Linked DNA regions of Homo sapiens: region 1 is linked to region 2. Evidence: read pairs that join two places in POLR2A ChIA-PET (ENCODE). Cell type or tissue: OCI-LY7. All regions are shown on one strand. Links, peaks and the distances in the headings refer to the core of each region. The heading gives the core; the rest is flanking DNA.

Region 1 (13,059 bases), core at 7,880-11,879, 220 kb before region 2:
AGTAAAATGGGAGGAACAGCTAAGTGAGGACGAGGAGGAGGTGCTAGAGGTTTGAGAGAAAAGAAGTCATTGTCAAGGGTAACAGATTAGGACCTAGAGAGTGATCGTTGGGAGGCATTAGAGGTCCAACTATGGCTCCTGTTCATGAGTTTGAAGTTAGAACAGCCAGAAATCAGAAGACAAGTCCAGTCGGAGCCTTGGTTTTTTGGCCACGGGCAGAGGTTGGCTTCCTAAGGCCAGAGAGAAGCTCTGGAGGATAATCACATGGGGTCTCTAATCTGGCATCTTCTGCTGGGGGCGAGGTGGGTTGTAGAGTAAGAGCAGGACCTGAAGGGGTCCTCAGAGGCTGCTGGAGGGCTGAGAAGGGGATGCAGACACTCCTGTCCTCAGACTTCACTTCCTTCCCCAGGATTCTTGAGACGCCCCTGAGGCACATGGCTCCCGTGCAGGAGGGCAGCAGCCGTACCCCTCCCAGCAACTACAGAGAAGGCCTGGGCACTGAAATGGTGCCTACCTTCTGGAATGTCTGTGCCCCAGGTCCTTAGAATGTCTGCTTCCCGCCGTGGCCAGGACCACTATTCTCACTGAGGGAGGAGGATGTCCCAACTGCAGCCATGCTGCTTAGAGACAAGAAAGCAGCTGATGTCACCCACAAACGATGTTGTTGAAAAGTTTTGATGTGTAAGTAAATACCCACTTTCTGTACCTGCTGTGCCTTGTTGAGGCTATGTCATCTGCCACCTTTCCCTTGAGGATAAACAAGGGGTCCTGAAGACTTAAATTTAGCGGCCTGACGTTCCTTTGCACACAATCAATGCTCGCCAGAATGTTGTTGACACAGTAATGCCCAGCAGAGGCCTTTACTAGAGCATCCTTTGGACGGCGAAGGCCACGGCCTTTCAAGATGGAAAGCAGCAGCTTTTCCACTTCCCCAGAGACATTCTGGATGCATTTGCATTGAGTCTGAAAGGGGGCTTGAGGGACGTTTGTGACTTCTGGCGACTGCCTTTTGTGTGTGGAAGAGACTTGGAAAGGTCTCAGACTGAAATGTGACCAATTAACCAGCTTGTTTGATGATGGGGGAGGGGCTGAGTGTGCAATGGGCCCAGGTCTGGAGGGGCCACGTAAAATCGTTCTGAGTCGTGAGCAGTGTCCACCTGAAGGGTCTTCCTTTCAAAAGAGGCTGCGGCCAGAGACTGTGGCTCATGCCTGTAATCCCAGCACTTTGGAGGCTGAGGCAGGTGGATCACCCGAGGTCAGGAGTTTGAGACCAGCCTGGCCAACGTGGTGAAAGTTTGTCTTTACTAAAAATACAAAAGGTAGCCGGGGGTGGTGGTGGATGCCTATAATCCCAGCTACTCGGGAGGCTGAGACAGGAGAATGGCTTGAACCTGGGAGGCGGAAGTTACAGTGAGCCGAGATCTCACCACTGCACTCCAGCCTGGGCAACAAGAGTAAAAATCTGTCTCAAAAAGAAAAAAATGTACTTAGGAGGGGTTAATTGTGGCGTGTTTATGGAATTCTTTCCTTATTCTCCTTTTAGTGGGGCAAAGAGAAGTAAGATTCTTAAACTCAAAAATATAGGATAAAGAAACTTACAGAGATTTTGCTTTTTAAAGCATTGATCTTACGCTGTCTAGGTTTTAATTTTGTTTTGCTTTGCTTTTCTACACAGTTTTTAAAGAAATATTTCAAGAAATGTTGGTTATTTATTAAACAGGGATATTTGTACCTATGTGGCAAAGAGGCATATTTGGAATATTCTCTGGCAAACTAGATACTTACTTCCCTATCGCTGCAGTATTTAGGAATTACTTCTTCTCCTTGGTTGTGTTGTTTAGAGTTGGATTTTCTGTAGAAATCTTTCTAGAGCTCTGATGTGACTCCAGACACTTTATCGTTTTTCTTTTTTTTGAGACGGAGTTTTGCTCTTGTTGCCCAGGCTAGAGTGCAGTGGTACAATCTTGGCTCACTGCAACCTTTGCCTCCCAGGTTGAAGTGATTCTCATGCCTCAGCCTCTTGAGTAGCTGGGATTAGAGGCAGGTGCCACCATGCCTAGCTAATTTTTGTATTTTTAGTTAGAGACAGGGTTTCACCATGTTGGCCAGGCTAGTCTCGAACTTCTGACCTCAGGTGATCCCCCTGCCTTGGCCTCCCAAAGTTCTGGGATTACAGGGGTGAACCACTGTGCCTGGCCCATTTTTCTTTATAAATATTGTAACATAATGTTTTATAGACAAACATTCAAGGGTACTTTGGCTTTAAGAACTTCAGGATTTCTGGTGCTAGAAAAGCGCTTGAAGCAGTATCACCAAGATTTTAGATATTAAAAAGTCTGGTGTACCAGACATTGAGTCATAATCATCTATATTCAAGGGATACTTTCATTGATAACTTTGTTATTATGCTGCCCTTCACAGAAGACAACGTCCGGGGCAGGATCACATGCTCCCTAGCAGATGCTGATCAGTGATGTCATAGAAATTACATGAATGCATTGTCTTTAAATAGCAGTTTAACCATGTTATAATGTAGGCTTTTTGTCTTGTTCCGGGCTGGTATTTGGGTGCCCTGATTGAATTACTTGGATTTAAACAGCAAACTGTGGGCTCTCGACTTACATAGTAAGGGCCTTTACTGTTTCTTTGTAGGAAATGGGTTTCTCGCCTTTGAAACATTTTTTCCCCTTTTGTAGTGACAGTGCCACTAAATAGTTCAGCTTTTGTCAGTCCCCCAGGAAAGTGCTATCCTATGGCCTAACTAGCCAAGCCTTTTTTCTTTCATTTAAAAGAAATTAGCTTTAATTTTTACCTTTAATTACTTATTCAAATAAGACAGAAATATATTTTCCTTGCAATAATTAAAACATTGCATATAGGCCATAAATTTCCTTATTTTCTCTGAACGATCCTGATTCCAGTCATCTTGTTGAATACCCTAGTTCTAATAATTGACTCTTGCTTTTCTAGAGAAATATTTCCAAATGATGCTAGTTTTGTCTCTTCCTTTCAAAGTTGTATACCACTTCTTTTTCTTGTCATTTTGCATTGCCTGGGACCTCCAGAATAATGTTTCATGAAGTAGCATGTATCCATATCTGGTTCTTGACTTTTTCATCATAATAATTGTTTTCTATGGGTTACTTATCAGTTTAAGAATGCTTAATTCCTAGATGAACTAAGAGTGTTTATTACATGTTGAGATTTATGGTATGCTTTTTCTTCCTCAAGATAATGCATTTTTTGTATTATCTGTTAATGTGATAGGTTATCCATTTGTGTATTTTCAATCATTGAACAACCCTTGATTTTTTTGGATAAACTCTATTTGGTCATTATGCATCATTCTATAAACCCTGCTGAATTTTTCATTTGCCAACATCTTATTTCAGATTCTTTTAATCTGTGTCCAACAATGAGATTTGTTTTCTTTTGCAATTTGTTTTGAATTTTTGGTATCAGAGCTATACTAACCTTATAATGGAAAATACATATTTCTCAAACTTTTACACTGATATATTCATAGTATTTTTTTATAATTTGAAAAATCTTGTCAGTATCTGTATTAAGGCCTCCATTTCAGTTCTGCTATTTCATATTGCCTTAGGTTGTCTATTTGTCTCTTTAATGAACCCGATTTTGATTTTGTCATTTTTAAAATAAACACATTTATGCTATAAACTTCCTTAATTACTACTTAGGCAACCTTCCCAGTATTGGTATGTTTCTTTTTTCCCAAGAATTCTTTAGGAGTATATTTAACTTCTGGGAGGAGTACTGATTTTTCATTCACTTATATATGATCAATTTCTGCAGATGTTTCCTGTGTCTTTGGTATGTTGTTAACTGTACAACTAAAATTTGCTTTCAGCCTTATCTATGCTCTTTGATTCAAGGAGGCTGAGTTTCCTGCTAGGATCCCATCTTGTAGTTCAGTGTGTAAATAACCAAAACATTTCCTCCCTTGAGAACCCCCCAGGCCCTGCCCCAAGTCATTTCATGAACTGAGGAAAACTTCAAATACAATGAACATTTTATTTTAAAAAACCTAACTAACTCACCACTTGGTAAAAGGTCACCAAATGTTTATGAGAGAGGAAATAAGAATAAAAAAGACATTTAGTTCTCAGGAACAAGTGTTAGAGAACTGATACACAACCCTCCAGAAATGAGGCAGAGATAATAGATGAAATGTTTCAACCTGTGTTAAAAAAAAAAAAAAAAAAATGCCATCAGAGGAAAAGACAGGGGCAGCACAAGGAACAGCACTGCCAATTTTAAGAGGGCGATCACCCTAACCAAAAATCACCACTTTGTTCTTGGAAGGAGAATGAACATTAAACAGAACTTAAAATCAGAGACTATTTATATTAAATAACTCTTCCCTTAAAAATGGCCTGACCACAGCAATGAATCTGTAAACACAGAGTAATATTTTTCCTACAGTAAAGAGTCACTTTAATCTCAAAAGATACTTTTCACTGTTCTAAATGACAGGATTTTAAGCATTTTTTCCTATATATAATACAGCATCACTTAAAATTTTATTTAAAGACAGTTGATTCAGGCCTGCCTTGGACTGGAAAGAAGTCTTTAACTTAGTGGGATTAGTGCTTCAGCTTGGTCCCAAATATTTTCCCCATTATTGTTTCTCAAAACTCATGTCATAGATGGTTTTACAGATGATGGTTTTACAGATGATGTCAATGCTGTTTAAAATCACTGAAGACTGAGTTGGGCCTGGTAATATTGGAGAGAACTGAAGGCAAGGATGGTTTAATCCCCAACTGCTAAGTATTGGATAAGAGATGATGGCCAGGAGTTTAGGTCTTCTCACTCACCAAAGACACGTGACCCATAAGACAGGGCCCTGCTTCCTTGATTCATCTTCCACCAAAGTCTAAACAGGAGGTTTTCACTATTTAAAAATCTTAGTAAAGCAATTGATGACAACTTCAAAAAAGAAAGAAACACAGAACATCCCTAAATACAACGTCTTGTTTACATCCAATAGACTTAGGTCTCCAAAGAAGCCTCCTTTTTGTTGTATTATTTCCTTTGGCTCTGAAAAGGGACAGAGCCTCCTCTTAGCTGAAGCTCTCCATTCACAGTACCTCAGTCTTTGCTTTTTCTTCTAAACAGACTCACCCTTTCGCATAGTTTTTGCTTTAACAAAGCAGGATTGTCACCAAGGTCCACATTGACATGAGAGTCTTTAGATGAAGCTTGTTTTCTAACTTGCTCCTTTCTTCTCCCATTCCTAGGGTACCATTCAAATACCAGCACCCACCCCCCACCAAAAAGATAGTTAGTTATCCACTGTAGCAACCTTGATATACATAGAAAAAATGTGAGAAAAACTATTTTAGGCACAGAGGTGATAAATGTTTCAAACCCTGTGTGTTCATCACTGCTTAGAGTGCCTATTCAGAGATTTTGAGACTGTGGCACAACAGCGAGTGCCTATAAGTGATGTCTCTCACAGCAACAAGGGAGTGGAGGTTCAGATGCTTGCATGGATTTATTGGTTAGCCATTGTTGTGGGACCTCCAAATATCTCCAGCAGGTAAGGAGGATAGGAATAAGGAGCAGAATTTGCCAAAAGCAAAGGCAGCCCTAGGCATGTTCTTTAGTGTACAAATGAGTAAATGAGTAAATGATTAATGATACTTTTTTGACTAGCCATCAGGGAGAAACCGCATCATAGCATGGATTCCTCATTCACAACTTGCTGAGAATTTTGCCAGTAGTTGGGTGGGCAACTTTGGGCAATTCAAACCACCTATGTGAGTCTGTTTCTTTAGTTTTAATGGTAGAAGTCCTGTGGAGTCACTGACTGACTTTTTGGTTTGAAAACTCAGTCATAATCTGTCCCTGAGCTGCAGCTGGCCTCCTGGAATCTACCCATAGCTGTGTGGAGGGCAAGAACTGAAGCATCCCCAAGCTCACAGGGAAGGATGCTCGAACCAAGTGCAGACACCTTTCTGGTTGGTCAGTGCCAGAGACTGAGCTGAAGGCATGGCAAAGCCATGGCCACTCCTTGGTGAGTGCCGAGCCCTTGCTCAGAGCTGGTGCCAAAAGCCACAAAGCACCACCTGGGTCAGAAGATGGGCCCCTACCTTAGTGACATTTCTGCTGGCCCCAAGGGAGGCTGGGAGTGACTGCTTACCTTGGCTTTCTGGAGTACAGTGCCTTTGCCTGTGACCACGACCGAGAGAGGCCTGTTCTTGAGTGTGGTTGCAGAGTTGACTGGGGTACAGTCTGGGGCAGAGGCAGGTGTGACAGCTTTGGGCTGTGGTTATAGGAGGAGAGCAAGGGCTGAGTCAAGGGGAGGGAGATGTGACCCACCCACCCCAACCCATGTCCAGGGAGCCCTGCAAGCAGCCCAGAGGCCGCAGTTCCAGCACTCACGCGGGGGCTCACATTCTCCAGGTGGGTGGTGTCCACGGTGGTGCCTAACGTCACAGGCCCTGCCTCAGCCTTCTTCAGGTTGTCCTTCACCTCCATGATGCTGAGCTCCAGGTCCACGCGCCTGCTCTCCTCGCCCCGGCACTCCTCGTCAATTTCCTTCAGCTTCTGCTCCAGGCTCGCCAGGACTTCCTTGTCTGGAGAGAGAATTATGCAGGTGTCAGAGAACAGCATCTCAGCCCAGGCCAGGGAGCCCTGCTGGGTGGAGGCAGGGTCTACATACCCCGCCACCCGAGAAGGACCACAGGTCTGGCCCCAACACTCAGAGCCAGGAGGGGCCTGTATGCCGGGGCAGCCTGGAGGCCTCCTTTAGCTAGCATTCTGCAAAGGCTGGGAGGCTCTTGGGGAGGAGAGCTCTGGCTTCACTAAGGGGCATGAGTCTGAGGCCTTAAGTCCCTTCTTGTAGGTTCTCAGAGACTCTTGGTTGCTTTGACAGTGACCCAAAAGGGTGAGGGGCTTTATTCATGGCCCATGGAGGAGGGCTGGGCAGCTTGACCTGCCCTACCAAGTTCCCTCAATCCTCTGGCTTCCCTACGCCTAACAGAGCAGGAGTCCTCAGCCCTGGCTCCTCCTGTTAACCCTGGACCTCTTGGGTTGATGCTGCCACACCGTGAAATGATGCCTAGGGCCTGTATCCTAGAAGCTCACTGCTGGAGGAAAGGATGGTATCACATATGTACCACATAGAGTCCTGAGCACAGGGCCACTGTTTAAGAAAAATTCACAGATGCTATTGAAGGACCATCTCTAAAGAGGGAAGGAAAAGAAAACGTATACTAATAATGTTTTGAAGATTGGAGTTTAAAAAAATACAGTTCAAGCTGGGTGCGGTGGTTCACGCCTGTAATCCCAGTACTTTGGGAGGCTGAGGCAGGCAGATCACTTAAGGCCAGGAGTTCGAGACCATCCTGGCCAACATGGTGAAATCCCATCTCTACTAAAAATACAAAAATTAGCTGGACATGGTGGCGGATGCCTGTAATCCCAGCTACTCAGGAGGCTGAGACAGGAGAATCGCTTGAACCCAGGAGGCAGAGGTTGCAGTGACCCAAGATCACGCCACTGCACTCCAGCCTGGGCAACAGAGCAAGACTGTCTCAAAAAAAGAAAGCCAGTGGGTGACTTTGCACCCTCAAGACCTTCCCTCACCAGTCAGCTGAGTTTGTCCTCAAACCTGCACCGCTGCTCTTGCTTATTCATACACCTCTACAATTTAAATAAGCACAAAGTTACTCCATGAAAACTAAGTCAAATACTTTGGAAAGGTTCTAGAAGAGGCAGGTTGCAGCTGGGCATGGTGGCTCACGCTCACACCTGTAATCCCAGCACTTTGGGAGGCCAAGGCAGGTGTCCCTTGGGCTCAGGAGCTCTAGACCAGCCTGGGCAACATTGCAAGACCCCATCTCAATATTTTTTTAATTTTGAAATTTTAAATGCAGCAGATTGCCAGGAAATAGCTGTCAAATGATACGAGTGTGATTTGGAAGATAATCTAGAAAGACTTCTTGGCAAGTATCTTAAGTTTTTGTTGACTTTCAAGAAATGAAGGCTGGAAATGAAGGCTGATGCATTAACAGGTGTAGTTAATGCATGAAGGATGACATGAGACTCCAGTCAGCCAACCAGAGCTCAAAAAATCTGCAGTGCCAGGTCCTCAAAAGATGGGCCAAGGAATATGCATTTAAGTGACAATAAAACACGGCCTATGCATAACCCTGTAAAACTTCCTTTAACTAGCTTTTACGATGACCTGCTGGTCCTATTGATGTTCCGTCAGAGGCTTTCTCTCTCTGTCCAGGAGAATGACCTTTCAGACAGGATTGGAAGAAAGGACACACAAGGGAGCACCCACCCAGGCCAAGGGTTGAAGGGGCCAGGGCCCACTGATTGAGAAGGTGTGGTGACAGCCAGATCTTCCGCCAAAAAGTTAAGCCTACACGGCCCTCTGAGCTGAGGGTCCCTCCCCACTGGGGGCCCCCTTACCTGTGCATTTCAGTAGGGTTTCCTTTAGCTCCCGTTTCTCTTTCCGGAGCTGAGCCAGGTGCCCCCGGATTTCTTCCTTCTTCTTTTCAAGCCTCTCCTTCTCCTCTGTGTACCGCTTCACCTCAGCTTCTGTCCGATTCTTGCCAAGCTTGATCTCTACAGACCCAGAGAGGGAAGCCCCAGGTAAGCAGAGCTGGATCATGAGGGCTGTCCCCAGTCTACTCCCCAGGCTCGGATAGAACCTGGGGCTTTGGCACAAAGCCCTGCTAGGCTGGATGCCAGACCTGGACAGGTCCCTCTACCTCTCTGAACTTGTTTCCTAATCTGAAAACGATGGTGTGATGGTTAATATTGAATGTCAACTTGATTGGATTGAAGGATGCAAAGTATTGTTGCTGGGTGTGTCTGTGAGCGTGTTGCCAAAGGAGATTAACATTTGAATCAGTGGACTGGGAGAGGCAGACCCGCTCTCAGTCTGGGTGGGCACCACCTAATCAGCTGCCAGCATGGCTAGAATAAAGCAGGCAGAAGAACATGGAAGGACTTGACTTGCTGAGTCTTCCCCAGCCTTCATCTTTCTCCTGTGCTGGATGCTTCCTGCTCTTGAACATCAGACTCCAAGTTCTTCAGCTTTTGGACTCTTAGACTTACACCAGTGATTTGCCAGGGGCTCTCGGGCCTTTGGCCACAGACTGAAGGCTGCACTGTCGGCTTCCCTACTTTTGAGGCTTTGGGACTTGGACTGATCCACCACTGGCTTCCTTGCTCCTCAACTTGCAGAAGGCCTATCGTGGGACTTGACCTTGTGATCGTGTGAGTCAATTCTCCTTAATAAACGCCCTTTCATATATACATCTATCCTATTAGTTCTGTCCCTCTAGAGAACCCTGACTAATACAGATGGAATCGGGCTAACTTCCCCAAGCACAAGTACCTGCACTGGTCACGCGCAACCTGTCCTTCACAGGTGGGCTGGCACCAGGTGGGGTGGCCACCACGGCATCCGGGCAGCTCGGTGGGAAGGAGATTCTCTGCTGTTCCGTCTGGATTTTGACGGTGGTGATTCTCAGGGAAGGATCCTCTGGCTCCAAACTCTCCAGCTGCTTTGGGGGAAAGCAGACCTGACTCAGCTGGCTGAAGGGGCGCAGGAAGGTGGTCTTGCTGTCCTGCAGGGGAGGCCTGTACCTGTTCTCCCAGGTTCTCTGGACACTTTATGCAGGGCTCATCTGGGGTGGGACCTGGGCCTGAGTCTGCCGGGAGGGCCTCAGTTGCATTGTCCAGGCAGGACAACGTCGGGGAGGAGGCCTGGGCCTGTGCACTGCTGGGGCCATGCAGAAAGGACTTGACAGGTGTGAGGTCCAGGTACACTCGGTCAGATTCTCTCTCATTTGGGTCATCTGCAACAGGGGTGGCTTCCTCGGTAGGCTCCACCTGCAGGAGAGAGTGAGTCTGGGGCATTCAACATTACCTCTACTCCCTCAGCTGTGGAGGGGGTACCAGCCCTGCCTCACAGTTCTGGTGCCCATCTCACAGTGTTCCAAGAGATCTCCCTCCCTGCTGGGGGGGCCACTGGCTGAGTCCTAGATATGTCACTCGAGGTGGAAGACCCAGACAGAGCACTTAACTTCCCTGAACCTTATTTCCTCATCTGTAAAGAGGAAAAGAGCAGCATCTTCCCATAAGGTGGTTAGGATTCAAGGAGATCATCTGCAGGAGGTCCTCAGCTCAGCACAGGGTTCAGTGCCCAAAACGTGGAAGTTGCCATCGGTGTGATCATCCCACTCAACAACCGATTTGGACCTGGAAGCCTACTGGTACCTCCACTCCCAATCCCACCACCACACCCCTAGCCCTGACGAGAGGGGTTCACCGGTGTTTCATCTAGATAAGTCCCCAAGCCAAGCAAACTGCACAGCCTCACATATAGGAGACAGCCTTGTTGCACTTAGGTGTCTGCACTACTGGCCTGGTAGGTGACTCAGAACCCACTCATCTCATCTCAGGGATACTCTAATGATCTCTGGCATCCAGGTGTTGAGGTTGGTAGGAGGAGGGCCTGGAGAGGCCCAGGCCACTGCCTGGCCGGGTCCTTACCGCAGCTGTGAGCTCTGACAGGTCCACGTCGTCATACAGCTCCTCCTGGCGGTCCTGGCTAGGCAGGCCATCGATGTAAGTGTTGGGCTCTGAGAACTTTCTCTGCATCAGTCTGGAAACAGGGCGAGGTGGCACACATGAAGCAGCCGGGGCAGGGTGGTGAAAGCACCAGACTCCAAGGATTCCCAGTGAGGAGTGGTTGCCGTGAAAGTGGTGGCCACACAAGAGATCTGGGGGCTGACACTCACCTCCATGGATCTGAGGGCACCTCCTCCCTCTTTTCCCAGTGCCTTCTTCCTGAAATTCTTGGTTCGAGATTTTCCTCCCAGAAAGACAAGCTTCCCTTGCCCATACGCCTCGTCCTAGGATCCCTTTGCCATCTTCTCCCCCATTCCTCCCTTCTAGGATCTCCTTCCAGCAACCACAACAAAAAACCCCTTCTCATTTCATCTTCACAATACACTTGGGGTGGCGCAGGCCAGACACTATCCCCGTTTGGTCCATGAGAAAACTGATTCTGTTTCAGTGGCTCAGCCGGCTTCCACGAGACTGGCTCTACCACCCTGACCAGAGAACGCCCTCTCCCTCAGCCCTAGTTTGCTCATCTGGAAACAGAAGCACCACCCCCTGACCTGCTTTTCTCCAGGGTGTGCTGGAGACCCAGTGAGGGATTCACCAGAAGGACAAGTAGGAGGTCAGGAAAGGTGACAGCTCTGCCTGGAGGAGCTGGAGAGTCTAACTGCCTCTGAGGATGCCAAAGCTGCCCCCGGGGCCCGAAGCCTGGCTCGGCTCCTTGCTCTTAGCTCAGCTCCTGGCTCTTGGCCGGGCCTCCCTGAGGGCTACTCCTTGGCTTCACATTTTCCTGCTGCTGGGCAGAGTGGGGTGGGACCCTGTGCTCCCTGCTGCCCCTGACTCTGGCTGACCCAGGGCCTACAGCATGGCCAGGAATAAGAGAGTGTACGGAGGAAGGGTCCAAATTACTCACAAGAGAGAGTTTTTGGCCGCACTCACAATACAGGAGACCCTATCGGCATCCACATAGTCGTAGGTGAACTCTTCTGGGTCTGTCTTGGAGCCTGACTCAGAGAGCAGGAGACCCAGCCAGTGGCCCATTTCCTCGGAAGACTTGGCCTGGAACGAGGCCAAGAGAGACATAAGCAGGGCCAGGCAGTGCTGCCTGGTGCCAGCCCCTCCCCACCAGGCCATGACCGTACCCCTACCCCTGAGCCTGCCCACGAAAGCCTCTGTAACAGCCCGGGGCTGTGCTTCTCCTGTTCACCAGCCTATCCCACCCCCCAGTGGCCCCAGATAATATTTCCTGTCGTCAGTGACATCTTGATGCCACCTCAATAATGCTGTGGACTTTTGTCCCAAGGGCCATATGAGATGTATATACATTGTGTTTCTAGGAGGTGAAAACTTATCACCAGGTGGTCACTATTAAAAACTGTTAGTGACCACCTGTTAATTAATAGTTTTTAAAATGATTAAAAAATTGTATGTCTTTTAAGTTGACACTTGTATTTTATGAACAATGCATGTCATTCCCCCAATCCCATATACAACAAGACTTCCTGGATCCCCAAGAAATAACAACATTCAAATTTATTTTGTTCATGGCTTCAGTAAAGTCGGGACATCTTTTAAATACCTTACACTAGCTCAGCTGCTAAATCATCATCAAAATCCCAGTGAATTTGGTATTTTTTTTTCCAGGGGACAATGCATTCTAATCAAATGCATCCATTGGGTACCTCAATTAAAATGTCCACACTGTTTCTTACCTTTATAATGAGAAAAAACTGCCCATTTAATCAAAGCTATAGGTTTATTTTGATGAGGAAAATCAGCCCCCTTTGGTATAACCCATAGCTCCATCACGTTTGCTGCTACATTCTCTTCATCAAAGAGGCCGTGATGAGCAGAATTTGACATTTAGTTGGTTTCCTTTTCCCAGTTTTTTTTTATTTTAAAGACAGAATCTTGTTCTGTCGCCCAGGCTGGAGTGCAGCGGTGGGATCTTGGCTCACTGTAGCCTCTGCCTCCCGGCTTCAAGCAATTCTCCTGTGTCAGCCTCCCAAGTAGCTGGGACTACAGGCGCCCACCACCACACCCAGCTAATTTTTGTATTTTAGTAGAGACAGGGTTTCACCATGTTGGCCAGGCTGGTTTCAAACTCCTGACCTCGGGTGATCCACCTGCCTCAGCCTCCCAAAGTGCTGGGGTTACAGGCGTGGGCCATCATGCCCGGCCCCCACTTAGTTTCAACTGGATTCTAAATACAGCTTTTCATGGGCCTCCCCTAGTCCAGGCTGCGTCTCTGCCCTGGACAGCTGCGACAGCTTCCTAGCAGGTCCCTTCTTGCCCCCTCCGATCCACTCCCACCCCAGTAGCTGGAGGAAGCATCTCAAAACCCCGATCTGAGCTTGCCGCCCTCCCCTGAAAGCCATCAGGGCTCCGTTGCTCCTAGGATCAAGCCCTGTCCCTCCCGCTCCAGCCTGTCACCCAGACCCC
Region 2 (15,042 bases), core at 10,787-14,786:
ATACCTCAAACTAGTATACAAAAAATGTAAGTTTATCACTGAGGAAAATTCTAACGTCACAGAACAATGGCAGAACAAATATTTAAGAGCAAGATGTATTGCTGAATCCACGAGATTTTATTCTATTCTAAGCAATGTTTTTCATTTTAATTTTTTTTATACCCTTCTCACCTCTTTAAAAAAATTTTTTTTTGAGACAGAGTCTTGCTCTGTCACCCAGGCTGGAGTGCAGTGGTGCAGTGTCGGCTCACTGCAACCTCCACCTCCTAGGTTCAAGTGATTCTCATGCCTCAGCCTCCTGAGTAGCTGGGACTACAGGCATGCACCACCACACCCAGCTAATTTTTGTATTTTCAGTAGAGACAGAGTTTCATCATGTTGGCCAGGCTGTCTCAAACTCCTGACCTCAAGTGATCCACCCGCCTCAGCCTCCCTAAGTGCTGGGATTACAGGCGTGAGCCACCACACCTGGCCCCTTCTCATGTCTTTCTAGAAAAGTCCCATTTCCTATCATTTTGTTCCCAGTGTATATTTTGGCAAAGACTTGTTCTAATTCTTTCAGTTTGCATCAAACAGGTCATCTGTAGAGACTAGTCTCAACTCTCAGCAGAAAAGCCAACTGTCCATATTCTCCAGTTTCCCCTTCCAGCTGTTCGGAGCATCATTAAGTTTAAAGACCTCTCTTTCCTGTGGACCCAGAAGGTCTTGCTCTGCAGTTCCCTCAAACTTGAACACGGTGGCATCACTTTCTCATCAACAAACAATCTCAGGTGGACAGATGCTCTCTCAGTGTCTTCCTGGAGCAGAAAGACCTGGATAATCCCCATCCAAGACAAGTCAATTTCCTTCTGTCCAATTAGGACAGTAAAGCTGCTTGGTACCACTTCCTTGCTGCAGGCCAGTCGTGCTGAGCACAAGATGACTCAGGTGAACTTTCCTGGGGGGAAGCTGCTTATTCCAAAAGTAATGGGTCTATTAAAGACAGGAGCCCAAACAAAAGGATGTTTTTTTCCTGTGCGTAAAAAGGGCTGAAATTAGCGAACTGGGGAAAGAAAATGTGTTACAATCCAATGCAATGTGCACTCACGGAGTACCTCTTATTCACTCGTGACATGCTGATTCCTCTGGGGACCAGTCTGCAGAGAAGCCAAAAGGCTTTACGTAGGAACCTTATTCATCTTTGCATTCTCGAAGTGTGCAAATAGTAAGTGGACAATAGACATTCATTGAGTGAAAGATCCTGCTTCTGAATCCAGAGGAAGGGACAATGTCTAACTATAATTCAAGGGGTCAGGCAGGACTTCACGGAAGATATAACTTGTAAATTGGGATTAGAAGGATAGCAGAATCCAGGCCAGGTGTGGTGGCTCACGCCTGTAATCCCAGCACTTTAGGAGGCCGAGGAGGACGGATCACTTGAGGTCAGGAGTTCAAGACCAGCCTGGGCAACATGATGAAACCCTGTCTCTATTACAAATACAAAAATTAGCTGGGTGTGGTGGTGTGCACCCAGAATCCCAGCTACTCAGGAGGCTGAGGCAGGAGAATCGCTTGAACCCAGGAAGTGGAGGTTGCGGTGAGCCGAGATCGTGCCACTGCATTCCAGCCTGGGTGACAGAGTGAGACTCCATCAGATAGAAGGAAGGAAGGAAGGAAGGAAGGAAAGAAGGAAGGAAGGAAGGAAGGAAGGAAGGAAGGAAGGAAGGAAGGAAGGAAGGAAAGAAAGAGAGAAAGAAAGAGAGAAAGCAAGCAAGCAAGCCGAATTTTGCTTTTATTACTTATATACCAAAACTCGAGAGTTTTTTCCTATCACTTACACTATAGTCAAGAAGACAGTCACCTGTACTCTCCATCCATCCTCCTCCATCCATCCTCCCTTTCCCCAGCAAACCAAACCAAACCAGACCCAGAAAACCTAAACCTTTGAGAAACTTACCAGATACTTTCTCACCTAAAGTTACTTTTCTGTGTAATTTTTCAGGTACAACAATCTGCTGAAAATTCATTTCTTACCCCTTGTACATTTAACTGATAAACGTGATGAATTTAGAAAGAAATGTGATGAATTTAGAAAGAAAGCATATCAGTTCTTCATTCAGAAATGCAGCTATCTTAGGAGAAAAATGTGTTTCAAATGTCCGCAAGATATGCTATAATGGCTCAGAACAGGAAGAAATTAGCTTCATTTCAGTAACAGCCAGTATTCTACCACCTCTTAAATCAAGCAAAAACATTTATCACATAAAAGAAAATAAAAAAAAAGAAACCCCACTGGCAAGCAACATCCGGCAGTAACAATTTCACACTCAATTTATCCTGAGCAGGTTAATACCACACTGTGGCAATTTCATCTAGTCGACATGCTTCAGCTCACCCCTTTCTAACCTATTGTAAATGACCAGCAATCAAAGCCCAACTTGGTCTGTGTGCTGGTATGCTCAGGGTCAAGGTGAATTCACCTTGGTGGCGGGTAGGAGCAAAGGGTATCCCTCATAAGCCAGGAATGAAAGAACCACCAAATGAATTCTTAGTGCTTCCTGTCTAGCACAGAGCTAGTAGATACAAGCAATCGATTTTTCCATGAAAGGTGTCGATGCCAACACTACCAAGAAATCTATCTTTTGCCAGAGAGATAGCAAGGATTTAGTGCCCCTGCAAATTCTTATTGACTATTAAGATGTGCCAAGTTTGGGTCATACTGCAAATTTCCAAGATACATATACTCCTGAAAATATCATCCAAGCCTGCAAAGTTTTCACATGACACCATCACTCAATGACTATACTCAAGGAATAACTGCATCTGTCCTACAGGCTCCACAAGCATCACTTTTAGGATCTACAGATTAGTTATCTCAGGTAAGTTTCTCTACTGCTGCTCACCTAAGACTCACAGAATAAAAAAGTTGCTTTCCGATACTAGCTGGAAGCAAACATAATTAAGTGAAATGAGGCCGGGTGCAGTGGCTCACGCCTGTAATCCTAACACTTTGGAAGGCCAAGGTGGGCGGATCACTTGAATGGGAGGGGGAAAGGGGAGCCGGAGATTGCGGTGAGCCAAGATCGCACCACTGCACTCCAGCTGGGTGACAGAGCGAGACTCTGTCTCAAAAAAAAAAAAAAAATAAAGTGAAATGAGCATTCTGAATTATCAGCTGTTTTTGTAATTTCTGCAGTCATTCCTTTGAATTATTGCTTTTGTGAGACAGGGTCTCACTATGTTGCCCAGGCTGGAATGCAGTGGCGTGATCACAGCTCACTGCAGACTCGACCACCCGGGCTCAGTGATCCTCCCACCTCAGCCTCCCAAGTAGTTGGGTCTACAGATGCATGTGCCACCATACCCAACTAATTTAAAAAAATTTTTTTTGTAGAGACAGGGTCTCCCTATGTTTCCCAGGCTGGTCTCAAGCTCCTCGGCTCAAGTGATCCTCCTGCCTTGATCTCCCAAAGTGTTGGGATTACAGGCGTGGCCACCACTCTCAACCTGAATTAATTTTTATAGTTGAAATAAAACTGTCTTTTCTTGCAGACTGCATGAAAACCTATGAAAAGGTATTCAAAGTACAGGAAGCAGGCCTCCCACAGGCCATTTAGCAGAAGTTAAGACTATTTCTACACTACTGTGATTCTTTTTGGAAGTTTAAAAGCTTCAGATTGAAAACTAAAAAAGAGAGGAAAAGCGCCTGTCATTGAGACCTACCCACCATGGTGTCCTTTGAGACTAAAGATTAAATTATTAGTATAGTCACCATGAGTTTCTGCCCAAATGCAAATGCACTGACCTTCCAGAGAAATGAAAAATCTAACACAACTTCTGAGGAGATCTCCCAGAACCTGAAAGCAGTTTAGTCCAGGTCAATGCAGCAGGGGATGGGTGAGAAGGAGCGCGTGCATAAAATCACATTAAAGGTAAGTCATGACAAGGGTCATTTAAGTGACACGTGACTGCAATGCTGCATTCGAATTAGGTTAGTTCTGAGATTCACACAAATTGGGCCAGCTACCCTGAGCTCACAATTCCCGCAGCGGCCATGTCAAGGCTACCCTGCTTTTGGTGTGCGGCAGTGGGATCTTTCCCCAAATCCAGATGTGGAAGCTGCCATTCCCTCCCGTGACCCTCTCCCTGGCCACAGTGAATGGTCTAGAGCTGGAGAGGTGACATTCCGATGGAATCTCTTCCTGGGACTTCAGGATGTGAGCTGGGGGTACAAGAGCCCTTTCCACCATGGTTGAGAATCCCTGAGCTGCAGCCTTATGCTTTTCATGCAGAGTGAGTTCGTGAGTGTGAATGACACACACAGATAAGCAGACAGAGCTGACGGGATGCTAATGACATCTAAGGCCCTGTCCCCTCCAGCGGCTTGGCTATGTGAGCCTCTTTTCTGCTTCAGCTGATGTTACTGGTTGACTTGTGTCCCCCAAAAAGATATGTTCAAGCCCTAACTCCCAATACCTCAGGGTGTGACCTTATTTGGAAATAGGGTTGTTGCAGATGTTAATTAGTTGGAATGAGCTCATACTGGAATAGGTTGGGCTGTTAATCCACTATGACTGATGTCCTTATAAGAACAGAAGAGGGAGGGAGACAGACAAGGAGAACTCTAAGCAAAAACAGAGGCAGAGGTTGGTGTTTTGTTGCCATAAGCAAGGAAGCTGGAAGAGGCCAGAAGCTGGAAGAGGCCAGGGTAAATCTTCCTCTACCGGCTCAGAGAGGACATGGCTCTACCCACACCTTGATTTCACCAGCCTCCAGAGCTGTTGGAAATTAAATTTGTCTTTTTTAAAACATCCAAGTAGTGGTGCTTTGTTATGCTGGCTCCAAAATACAGCTGGTTTGAGGTGAGTTTCTGTCCCTTGCGACCAAAGCCATTGTCTAAGGGAGTGAGGTGAGCAGGTATCAATTTTAAACATTGTCTAAGGGAGTGAGGTGAGCAAGGTATCAATTTTAAACATTGTCTAAGGGAGTGAGGTGAGCAGGTATCAATTTTAAACATTGTCTAAGGGAGTGAGGTGAGCAGGTATCAATTTTAAACATAAAAAATGTTTTGCGGCCAGGTGTGGTGGCTCACACCTGTAATCCCAGCACTTTGGGAGGCCAAGGCAGGCAGATCACTTGAGGCCAGGAGTTTAAGACAAGCCTGGTCAACGTGGCAAAACCCTGTCTCTACTAAAAATACAAAAATTAGCCAACCATGGTAGTGTGTGGCTGTAATCACAGCTACTAGGGAGGCTGAGGCAGGAGAACAGCTTGAACTGGGGAGACAGAGGTTGCAGTGAGCCGAGATCGCATCACTGCACTCCAGCCTGGGTGACAGAGCAAGACTCTGTCTCCAAAAAAAGCCAAAACAACAAAAACTGTTTCGCATCCAAGTACCCTGTGCAACACAAAAAACAGCTGCTTCCTTAAAGAAACTATTGAAAACAGATCACAAACCCAGCCACAATTCTTTATTTTTGCATTAATATAACTTTCTCCTGAGAAATAAAACAAATAGATGGTGTTGGTTTTGTGAGCTTCACACTGGATTCAGTCAACCTTGGAAACTCTTTGAAACAATAATTAATGCCAGTTAATCACAGGGAAAGGCTGCCATTCAGCTAAAACTCTCAGGGCTTACAAAAGCACATTTTTCTTCCTCTGTTTCCTTTCAGTTAGACTATCAGATATGCAAACACTCTTCTCATTAGCCTCTTATTTTGCTGAATTCAGTAAGAAATTTCCTAGAAGACTTGCAGTTCTGGCTGGTGCTTTTCTGGGACCTGCGATTAACTAATAGTAGATGCCATTCCTTGGGACTCCGTTTTTTTTTGTTGTTGCTTTTTATCCTCAAAGAGCAGGGCTGTTGATTACGACAAGAACAAGGCTTTTGCCCCTTTCCTCACCTCCAGGAGGAAAAACCTGAGAGGGAAGAGCAAGCACTCCGATTTTTAGATGGGAGGGCATGGGCTGAGTTGAACTGTGGTCCCCCAAAGATATGTCCAACCTGCTTTGCAGATGTAATTAAGGTAAGGGTGTTGAGAGAAGGCCATCCTGGATTCAGGTGGGCCCTGAATCCAATGACAAGTCTTTACAAAATACAGGACAGGACGGGACCAGACAAGACAAGGAAACTGACCAAGAGGGCAAGCTGGACCCACATGAAGATGAAGGCAGAGACTGGAGCGATGCAGCTCCAAGCCACGCAGCACCAAGGATGCTGCAGCACTGGAAGCCAGGGGACAGGATGAAGCAGACCCTCCAGCAGAGCCCCCAGAAGAACCCCCACTCCACACCGACAACACTTTGATTTCAAACTTCAGGCCTCCAGAAATGTGACAGAATACATTTCTGTCATGTTTGAGCTGCCAAGTTTGTGGTGATCTATGATATCCTTAGGAACGAATTCAAGGCATCAACGACAGCGCATACTTTAAAGGGCGGGGAGGGGGGCCACAGTACAATGTGGGTCTGTACTTTTTTGCGATAAACTGTGTTCACAGCAGGACAAAAAACTTGGGATTTTTAGGATTTCACAGAAATTGCCTCATAATCAACCACAATGTTGAAGCTAAAGTTTGTCTGAAACCTTCCTCATCATGCAAATCTTTTATTAGCTCGTCACCTGTATGTGGTGCTGTGCTGGCAGAAAGTTAGGCTGAAACAAAACCCCCTTTGGAAACATAGTAACGCTGCACGGGCTGACATGGATCCCCGTGGATGTGCCCACCAGACACATGGGACCATGTGAGACGAACAAGACATCATCTGTGTCTGCTGGTAGTTATTTACACACATACTTTTTTTTTTTGGTATTTGTCATGTTTTCTTAGTGTATGGTAAAGGATTTTACCACTATGTGGTCATTAAAAAGAATGTCATCATCCTATAAGCATCAACACTGAGTTACTGCCAAGTGAAGGAAATTGTAGAACAACATGCATAAAACGGTCCTATTTGTATAAAAGAATACATGCCCTCCCACAGGTATCTATGTGCAAGAAACAGGAGCAAAGCAAGATACAGAACTCTACATCCTATATGAAAAAATTTACATGATCCAACCCCGTATTTGTAAGTATCTGCATGCCAGTGACACTATAGACCCAACTCTCAACAATAGCTACCTCTGGGAGTGGGTTTTTTTAAAGTAATGTGAGCTTATTGTAAATAAATAACTGAATAAGTACACTTCTTTGTACTTCTCTGAACCACATGCAATGGGCCAGATAGTACATATTTTCAGCTTTGTGGACTACGCTGTCTCTGTCTCAGCTACTCAAGGCTGGTATGGGCTAAAGCAGACCTAGAGACTATGTAAATGAACAGACGTGGTCCTGTGCCAATAAAGCTTAGGGAGTAAGTGGAGAATGTTTACTTTTTACCTGATACCAAGATTGGCAGCCCATAGGTGAAACCTGGCCCACTACCTGTTTTTTGTAAATAAAGCTTTATTGGAACAGAACCATGTCTGTTCATTTACATAGTCTCTAGGTCTGCTTTAGCCCATACGTAGCTGAGACAGAGACAGCATAGTCCACAAGGCTGAAAATATGTACTATCTGGCCCATTACATGTGATTCAGAGAAGTACAAACAAGTGTACTTACTCAGTTATTCATTTATTTATTTACGATGAGCTCACACTACTTAAAAAAAAAAACTTTTAGAAGTTGTCTGCTCAGACAGTGGCAGGGGATGCCTGGACAATCATCAACAATCTTCCTAGAAGCAGGTGGGAACTTGGGAGTTTTTAGGATGAGACAAGAAAAGCTCCATAGGCATGGGAAAGGGAAGTTGTTTAAAAACAAAGTGAAATAAAGGTTTGAGCAAAAATCTTTTGAATATCTACTCAATCCCCACACACCCTGCCTCCCTGTAATGGCTTTAATATTCCAAAAGACTTTGAAAGATAGCTTTGGTTTGTACAGCAAGCAGAGAAGTAGTTCAAGAGGCAGCCTGGGGGAGGTGCAGAGGGGATAGAGAAGCACTGAGCTGCTCTGAGGTCTACTTTTGCCTTACTAACCAATGGGCTGTGTGTTCCTAGGAAAATCACTCAGGTTTTCTGGGTCTCAGTGTCCTCAACTCTCAGAGGTTTAGACTAGATTAAATCTGTGGAACTTTCCTGCTAATGATATTTCTGGGAGTCCTAAGCAGGTATCACCTTGAACACAGAAAAGGAGGTAGAGAAGAGATCTTCCTGGTTGGTGCAAGGCCAGGTCCGGGAACCAGCCGGCCAGGTTGCAGCCTTTTTTCCCCGCCCAGCACATGTTGGGTGTGAGCGAGTGCAGATTAGGCAAGGCCCCAATTATCCCTCGGCTGGGAGAGGCAAGTGTGAACAATGAATCAGTCAGAAACTCCTTTCCAATATCCTCATCACACAGACAGTTAAATTGCAAACCACAAGACATATTTATTAATGAGTACATCCAAGGCCATCAGGCCATTTAAGAAGTTGTATTAAAAGGGCAAAAATCCCTCCAATCTTGCTCAGGGATGGTTAAAGGGTTCAGGGGTCCCTGCTCTTTGTGATGGATAGAGGAGCCAAATGACACATCAGGGTTCGCCCACAGATCCCTCATACATGCCATGGTTGAGCACTTCTCACTGGTCCTACCCCCAGTGCTGAGGGCCTTTTGAGTTTTTGACATCCATAAATAACCTGTGGGTACTACCTCCCTGCTTAGCTCACCACCAACCCAGGAAAAAAGGAACCAGCTGGGTTACCCCCAAACCTGGGTGAAACTGGATTATGTGCCAAGGAAAGCTTTGACGGACCAGTCTGGCAAGGCTGCAGCCTCTGCCCTGTTGGAGCTGTCATCTGGAGTTGTCCTGTGCTGGAAAATTCAAGCTGTAAGACAACAAGGGACTCCATCCCTAGAGGCCAGCACAGGCTTCAGGCTCATGCCTGAAGACTCCCACTGCAGAGGGTACACCCTCAGCTGCTGAAGCCTCTGGGCAGGGCCATAGTAAACAGTCTCCACCTCAACTCTCTATAGACAGAAGTCTTAATCATTTTAGAATTGGCTCCATGGAGTCACAGCTCCAAGCCAGCTTACAGCATTACATTTATATGTCGACAAGGGCTTCTGATCTTGGCCTTCTGTTCTGCAGTGGAACATCCTGGGGCCAATCAACCTCACAAACACCGGTGTCAAGGCAGGTGATGAACAGCACTTGGTTATATTAAAAATGTAGAAGAACTCTGTCAGGTTTAAAATTCTTAGGCATTTTCCTAGTCTTTTCTGCTTGAAATTGCTACCTACAGTTGTCATGGTGGTTTCCTTGGTGTAAGTTTCATATTCTAGGGGAAATCAGTGCCATCGTGGGAGCTAAAAAAAGGAGAACTCATTCCCAGGGCTGCCAATTGTAACCCTGGATTAAAGTGCCATGTGACTCAGCAGCTGCTTAACTTTTGACTAATAGATTTGTTTACATAAGAAGAATGAGAGGGTTTAAGCAATCAATGACGTCCTATCGGTTAAAAAAAGAAAAAAAAGAAAGAAAGAAAAATGACGTAGGCTGGGTGTGGTGCTTCATGCCTGTAATCCCAGCACTTCAGGAGGCCAAGGCAGGAGGACCACTTGAGGCCAGGAGTTAAGAGAGCAGCCTGGGCAACATAGTGAGACCCTGTCTCTAAAAAATAATAATAAAAAAAAATTAGCTGGGCATGATGGCATGCACCTGTAGTCCCGGGACTCAGGAGACTGAGGCAGGGAATCTCTGGAGCCCAGGAGTTTGAGGCTGCAGTAAGTTATGACTGTGCCACTGTGCTCCAGTCTGGACAACAGAGTGAGACCCTGTTTCTAAAAAAACAATAAAAATAAGTGACTTAAGATACAGCAGCTAGTTATCCTTAGAGATGTCACTGGATTATGAACTGATAGGCTCATGTTTATGTTTATAAATAGTATAAATAATATGTATAAGCTCAAATAATAGGGATGAGAAGGGAGGAGGTGAGGTCTTAGGTTTCATTCATTTGGCAAAAGCCTGTGATGAACCTGTGGGTCAGGCACTGGACACCTGATGAGGAGGAAAGAAAGGCTGTATAATCTGCGCTACCAAGAAGAAATCTGTATTCAATTCCTGGCCCTGCAGTAATCATCTGTACGCCTTTCGGCAACTGCTCTGGGCCTCAGTTTACTTACTTGCAAAACAAAGATGAGAGTCATACTCAAGCCATAGAGTTGATGAAAGGACTTTGATGAAGTATGCTTATAAAGTGCTAAGGCAATAAGAACAAACAATAATTACAACCATAACCACCTTTATTACACATTCCTGTCCTCAAGAGCTTAGTATGCAGAGCTTAGCAAACAGGTGACTGTAACTGGATAAGATGGTTAGTGTAATGTACAAAGTGAGGTGGGTGTGGGGAGAAAATTCTCCAAGGCTACTGTCTTGGGGAGTCAAAGAGGAATCACAGGAGAGAAGCTCTTAGACTTAAAAGAGAGTAGAAATTTACTCGGTAGTCAACCCCCCTCCTTTCCCCGCTCCTTCTTTCCTTCCTTCCCTCTCCTTTTCCCTCCCATTCATCCATCCTTCTATCCATCCACTCATCCTCTTATTGGGCACCAACCTTCTATCAGATGATGTTTTAGTTTCGGGGATATGATAGTACCTGTCATAAGCATACATTCTTGCAATGAGTGACAGATACTAGACATGGATACAAGCAGATAAGAATTCCAGATAGTCGGGGAACAGTGCCATGAAGAACCTAAAACAGAACCAGGGGAGAGAAGATGGCCTAGGGGTTGGGCAGGTGGAAGCAACTTTAGCTAGGTGATTAGAGGATACCTCTCCAAGTCAAAAGAGGCAGGTTGAATAATGAGAAGGAAGCCAAGATCTGGAGGAAGAATGTGCCAGGCTCAGGGAGCAGTGAAAGCCCAGAGATGGACAGTGTCTGTGCTTGAGGGGCAGAAAGAAGGCTAGCAGGGCTGGAATGAAAGAGGAGGGAAGATGTAGGTAATCAGAAACTTAATCTCAGAGGGCTGCATAAGCCAGGAGAAGATATTTCAACAGATTTTCAAAATTCCAAGGTTTAAAGGCAAAACAAAAACCCAGTCGAACACATGTTTTCCTCATGCTTTAGAACTCTTTTCAAACCACAAAGGAAACCTGGCAATCCACCCCACCCCCCACTTATTCCCTAAACTTCGTTATATAAGGGCCAACATCTTCTTTCATCTGTTGCCAGACCAGATACATTTGGCATCCTAAACAAGTTGCCAAAACAAAGCAGAAAGCTCAGCTTAAACTCTGTTAGAGGATGTTCTAAACTTCACAAAACACAATTCTCTATGTTTTCAAGTATGTTTATTTGGACAAGGTATACGGATATGAGCACAGACATAAGGAACCAGCTGCACAGAACCAAGACAATCTAGTAAAAAATTACTATTCAGCAGTAAGGAAAGATAAAAGCAGTCTTAAGTGTAAACAAGTATTTTTGCTTCATCTAGTGTTTATGAGCAACAAATGGCCTCAGTGTGAACCAGCAATGCTGAGAAGGACACAAACACGTATTTGCTAAAAACATTCCAGGCTTGGCGAATAATAAAGCAGCAGGGTTTGTTTCCTCTTTGATGAAGGTCCCCTCCCGTCAAAGGCTGCACCTTAAGCCTCTGCAGCTTAAGGTACAAGAAAGGCTCACGCTTGCTCATTCCCAGGGCTCTGCTTAGAAGCATGTAGCTAGGCCAGGTGCGGTGGCTCACGCCTGTAATCCCAGCACTTTGGGAGGCTGAAGCGGGTGGATCACTTGAGGTCAGGAGTTGAAGACCAGCCTAGCCAACATGGTGAAACCCCATCTCTACTAAAAACACAAAAAATTAGCCGGGCATGGTGGCACACACCTGTAATCCCAGTTACTCGGAGGGTGAGGCAGGAGAATCGCTTGAACCCAGGAGGTGGAGGTTGCAGTGAGCCAAGATTGCACCACTGCACTCCAGCCTGGGTGACAGAGCAAGACTCCATCTCAAAAAACAAAACAAAACAAAAAAATCCATGGAGCTGGGGTTGGTTTGTGAACCAAAGCAAGAGATTGAGAGGATCTTTGGCTTCTCTGTCTCTCACTACGGCATCTTTACATTCTGCACAGTCTGGAAACTTCCAATTTCAAGACATCTGCCCCATCTGCACCCCCCTTGCCCTGATAACCTGGTTCAGAGAACCAGGTAGGTTCTCTGGGCAGCACCACCTGACTCCCCACAGGACACATAGATCAACAAGGGCCGTTTTTTCACCTCTGATCATAAGCTCTTTCAACTGGCGAGTTTTCTTAAAGAGGTGGTAAATACCTTGCCTTTGGGTCAGACCCTATGGTTAGTGTGCTCTTTATCTTATTGAAACCATGAAGAAGCATTAACCTGTGGGGTTTATAATAAGAGCAGAAATTTAATTTCTGGGCCTTATGAAGGCCCAAATTCTACAACCCACAGACCCACTCTTCCTGCATCCTTCAAAGAGTTTTCTGGTAGCCCCTCAGACATTAAAACCTGCTTAGATGGTGACTGGATTTGTCCTCTTTAAAAAATTACAGAAATATGGACACAGGCTGCAGACATGTGGCTTGCTGACCAAGCTCCTGGGTGGTCTTTCCATAGAAATCATTGACATTCATTTGTCTGTTCATCAATGACTGAGCAAATAGTATGAGCAGGCACTGTGCTATATCCTGGGGGCAAATAGACCTAAAATGCTCACATTTGCTGCACTCAGGGATCTTTGGTCTACTGAATGGGGGGAGAGGGTGAATTTTAATTACGAAGAACTGTTACTTAGAGAGCACATGGTGTGTGTCACATTGGTACCTCCAGGTGGAGAGAAATGCAAGATTTGCTTTGCAATCAAAAGCAGAAACCACAGCTCTCTGATAACATTATGGGCCAGTCCAGGTCTGTCACCAAGAATAGACTTCAATAAGTCAAGGTGTTTCCCTATCTGTTCAGCCAATGCTAAGCACCACTAAGCACTATGCAGTGGTACATCTCATCTGGTTTGGGTGGTGGTGGTAGCTCCTGGAAGTCACGGTGCTCAGTGCAATGTACTATATTCTTGGAGAAACACCAAGAAAAAGCAGCACTCGCAGCTTCATGCATTTTGTAATCTGTAAACCTTTGAGAGCAAACAAGCAGTAGCATTAATGCTAAAGGTGTAAGAAAAATTTTAAACGGAAAAAATCCCAGCCATTGACTTCATCGTTATCTGTAAATTGGAAAAAAGCTGTGATTCTTCAATTGCACTCACAAAACAAGGCCCAATTCCTAAAAAAATCAAAACAGTTTGAGACCCACTGGTACAGATGGCGAAAAGAAAAAAGAAATGAAAGCATTCACTTGCAGATTCTAGAAGAAAAAAAAACTAACAGGCATGGCCAGATTTACTAAAAACCCACATTACAAACAAACAAACAACAACAACAACAAAAAACTCTATATTTACAGAAGGGAAAAGTATGGGTAACTATTTGCTTTATAAAATGGATCACTGTATAAGCTTCTTTTTAAAAAAAGACAAAATAGTATATCCCCAGAATGCACTTTAGAATTCAATTGAAAGAAGTTTGACTACTATACCAATCATAGCACTGTATAAAATAAGTCCCACAAGGGCACAGAAGGAAAAGGGGGCAGAAGAATGTATATCCGCAGCAAGTCCTTGAATCTGATACCCCATTCCCAAGATGTGATTTCAGACAAAACCCAAACAAAATAAAAACCAAATGGTCAGGCAAAAACACCTGTCCTGCCACTGTTCCTTGGACCCCGCCAGGCCTCCCTGGGACTCCAGCCTCCTCTCATAGACCCTTCCCCCTCGTTGGCAGCAGTAGGCCCCAAGACAGGTTTCCCTCTAGCAGTGATTCCCAACCAGGGGCATTTTGCCCACAGGGAATATTTAACAGTGTCTGAAGATATCTCTGGTTCTCACAGCTGGGGAGGGAGTGCTACTGTCGCCTGGTGTGTAGAGATCAAGGATGCTACTAGACATCCCATAGACAGTCCCCTGCAACAAACTATAATCCCATCCAAAATGTCAATAATGCTGAGGTTGAGAAACCCTGTTCTACAGGAGCCAAAATCATGACCATCCCTCCAGAAAGTCAGGTTACAAGAACTGAGTAGTTCACTTTCTGTCCTTTTAGGTGAGCTATTGTTTAGTTGAAGAGAAAAATCTGCAGGCTTCTGTTGTCAGGATATAATATTCCCTGAGCTTACTGGATAAGCCACTGATGCGAGGATTAGACTCACTGACACATGAAAATGCTTAGGCAACCGCCTCGAAAACATTGGTCAAAACATTCTAAGTGTTATAAGGGATGCTTGGCAAGGCCTCACGCTTAGTCTTAAAAAGCCTTCTCAAAAGTAATTTATACCAATGAGCCGTGGCAAATTCACCTATTCTATAAGTACGCAGTGACTCAACAAGCCTTTTGATCCATTTATAGAATGGCAACAATTATATTTTAATGAGTTATTTTCACTTACTTGTCAGAACCTGTTTTGGTAATCTAAATAACTTCACATCCTCTTAACATTCCTTATGAGGCTGTCTGAGAGAAAAACAGGCTCAGTTTTCTTTTAAGTCTCCAATCTCAGCTAAGTGACAAATGAAGCTGCTATAGCGACCACACTCCTGCTGGCTTATGGCCAAACTCACGTTTTCTTTTTTTCTTTTCCAACATCATAAATCTATTTTTTTCACAGATGAAATAACTTTCTGGTCCCATTTCTTCTTTCATGCTAGTATAGCACATTTTAAAACACTTTCCCCCCAAAAAAAGTCTTTACAGTATGATTCGATTAATAACTGGGTTTTTAGGAAAACTATTTTCAATATAAAGGCCAGAATCTCTAGATTTCTTTTACTGCATATCAAAGGTGGAAAGAGAGGCAATTGTCAAGCTCTTTCAACCTAGAGCCGCAATAAAACATGAATAACATCTAAACATTTTGTTTCCTTATTTTCATTTATTGGGTATTTCTTAAAGAAAAAAAAATCTCATAATTTACAGTAATAGCTAAATCTACTCATTCCCACGTGCCACTTCCACCACCAAATC

Evidence for each region. ChIA-PET counts read pairs that join two places held together with the same protein. Peaks named below come from ENCODE experiments on the same cell type or tissue, not always from the same donor. Only the 100,000 strongest peaks of a DNase experiment are listed, where the experiment ranks them.
Region 1: POLR2A ChIA-PET joins it to region 2 with 6 read pairs; 3 of 35 experiments call an interaction of 5 or more read pairs at or near these places.

The regions. Positions count from the first base shown.
Region 1 is chr10:114,290,809-114,303,867 of GRCh38, forward strand. AFAP1L2 (actin filament associated protein 1 like 2) reads right to left here. Exons shown (of 19, transcript NM_001001936.3): 12 at 11,531-11,676; 13 at 10,546-10,657; 14 at 9,637-9,882; 15 at 9,386-9,554; 16 at 8,452-8,607; 17 at 6,412-6,605; 18 at 6,170-6,292; 19 at 4,016-5,260. The coding sequence ends at 5,234. It overlaps VWA2 (von Willebrand factor A domain containing 2), which reads left to right. Exons shown (of 14, transcript NM_001272046.2): 14 at 410-3,681. The coding sequence ends at 429. Among named protein-coding and RNA genes, the nearest start is that of VWA2, 58 kb to the left of the region's middle. In OCI-LY7, for the core only: no CTCF peak of the experiment used is centred there; no DNase peak of the experiment used is centred there.
Region 2 is chr10:114,511,191-114,526,232 of GRCh38, forward strand. The region is part of intron 6 of ABLIM1 (actin binding LIM protein 1); the gene reads right to left. Among named protein-coding and RNA genes, the nearest start is that of AFAP1L2, 110 kb to the left of the region's middle. RefSeq lists an enhancer at 7,718-8,237. In OCI-LY7, for the core only: a CTCF peak has its summit at 12,781; DNase peaks (open chromatin) are centred at 12,851 and 14,601; H3K4me3 peaks cover 3,723 bases; H3K27ac peaks cover 2,802 bases.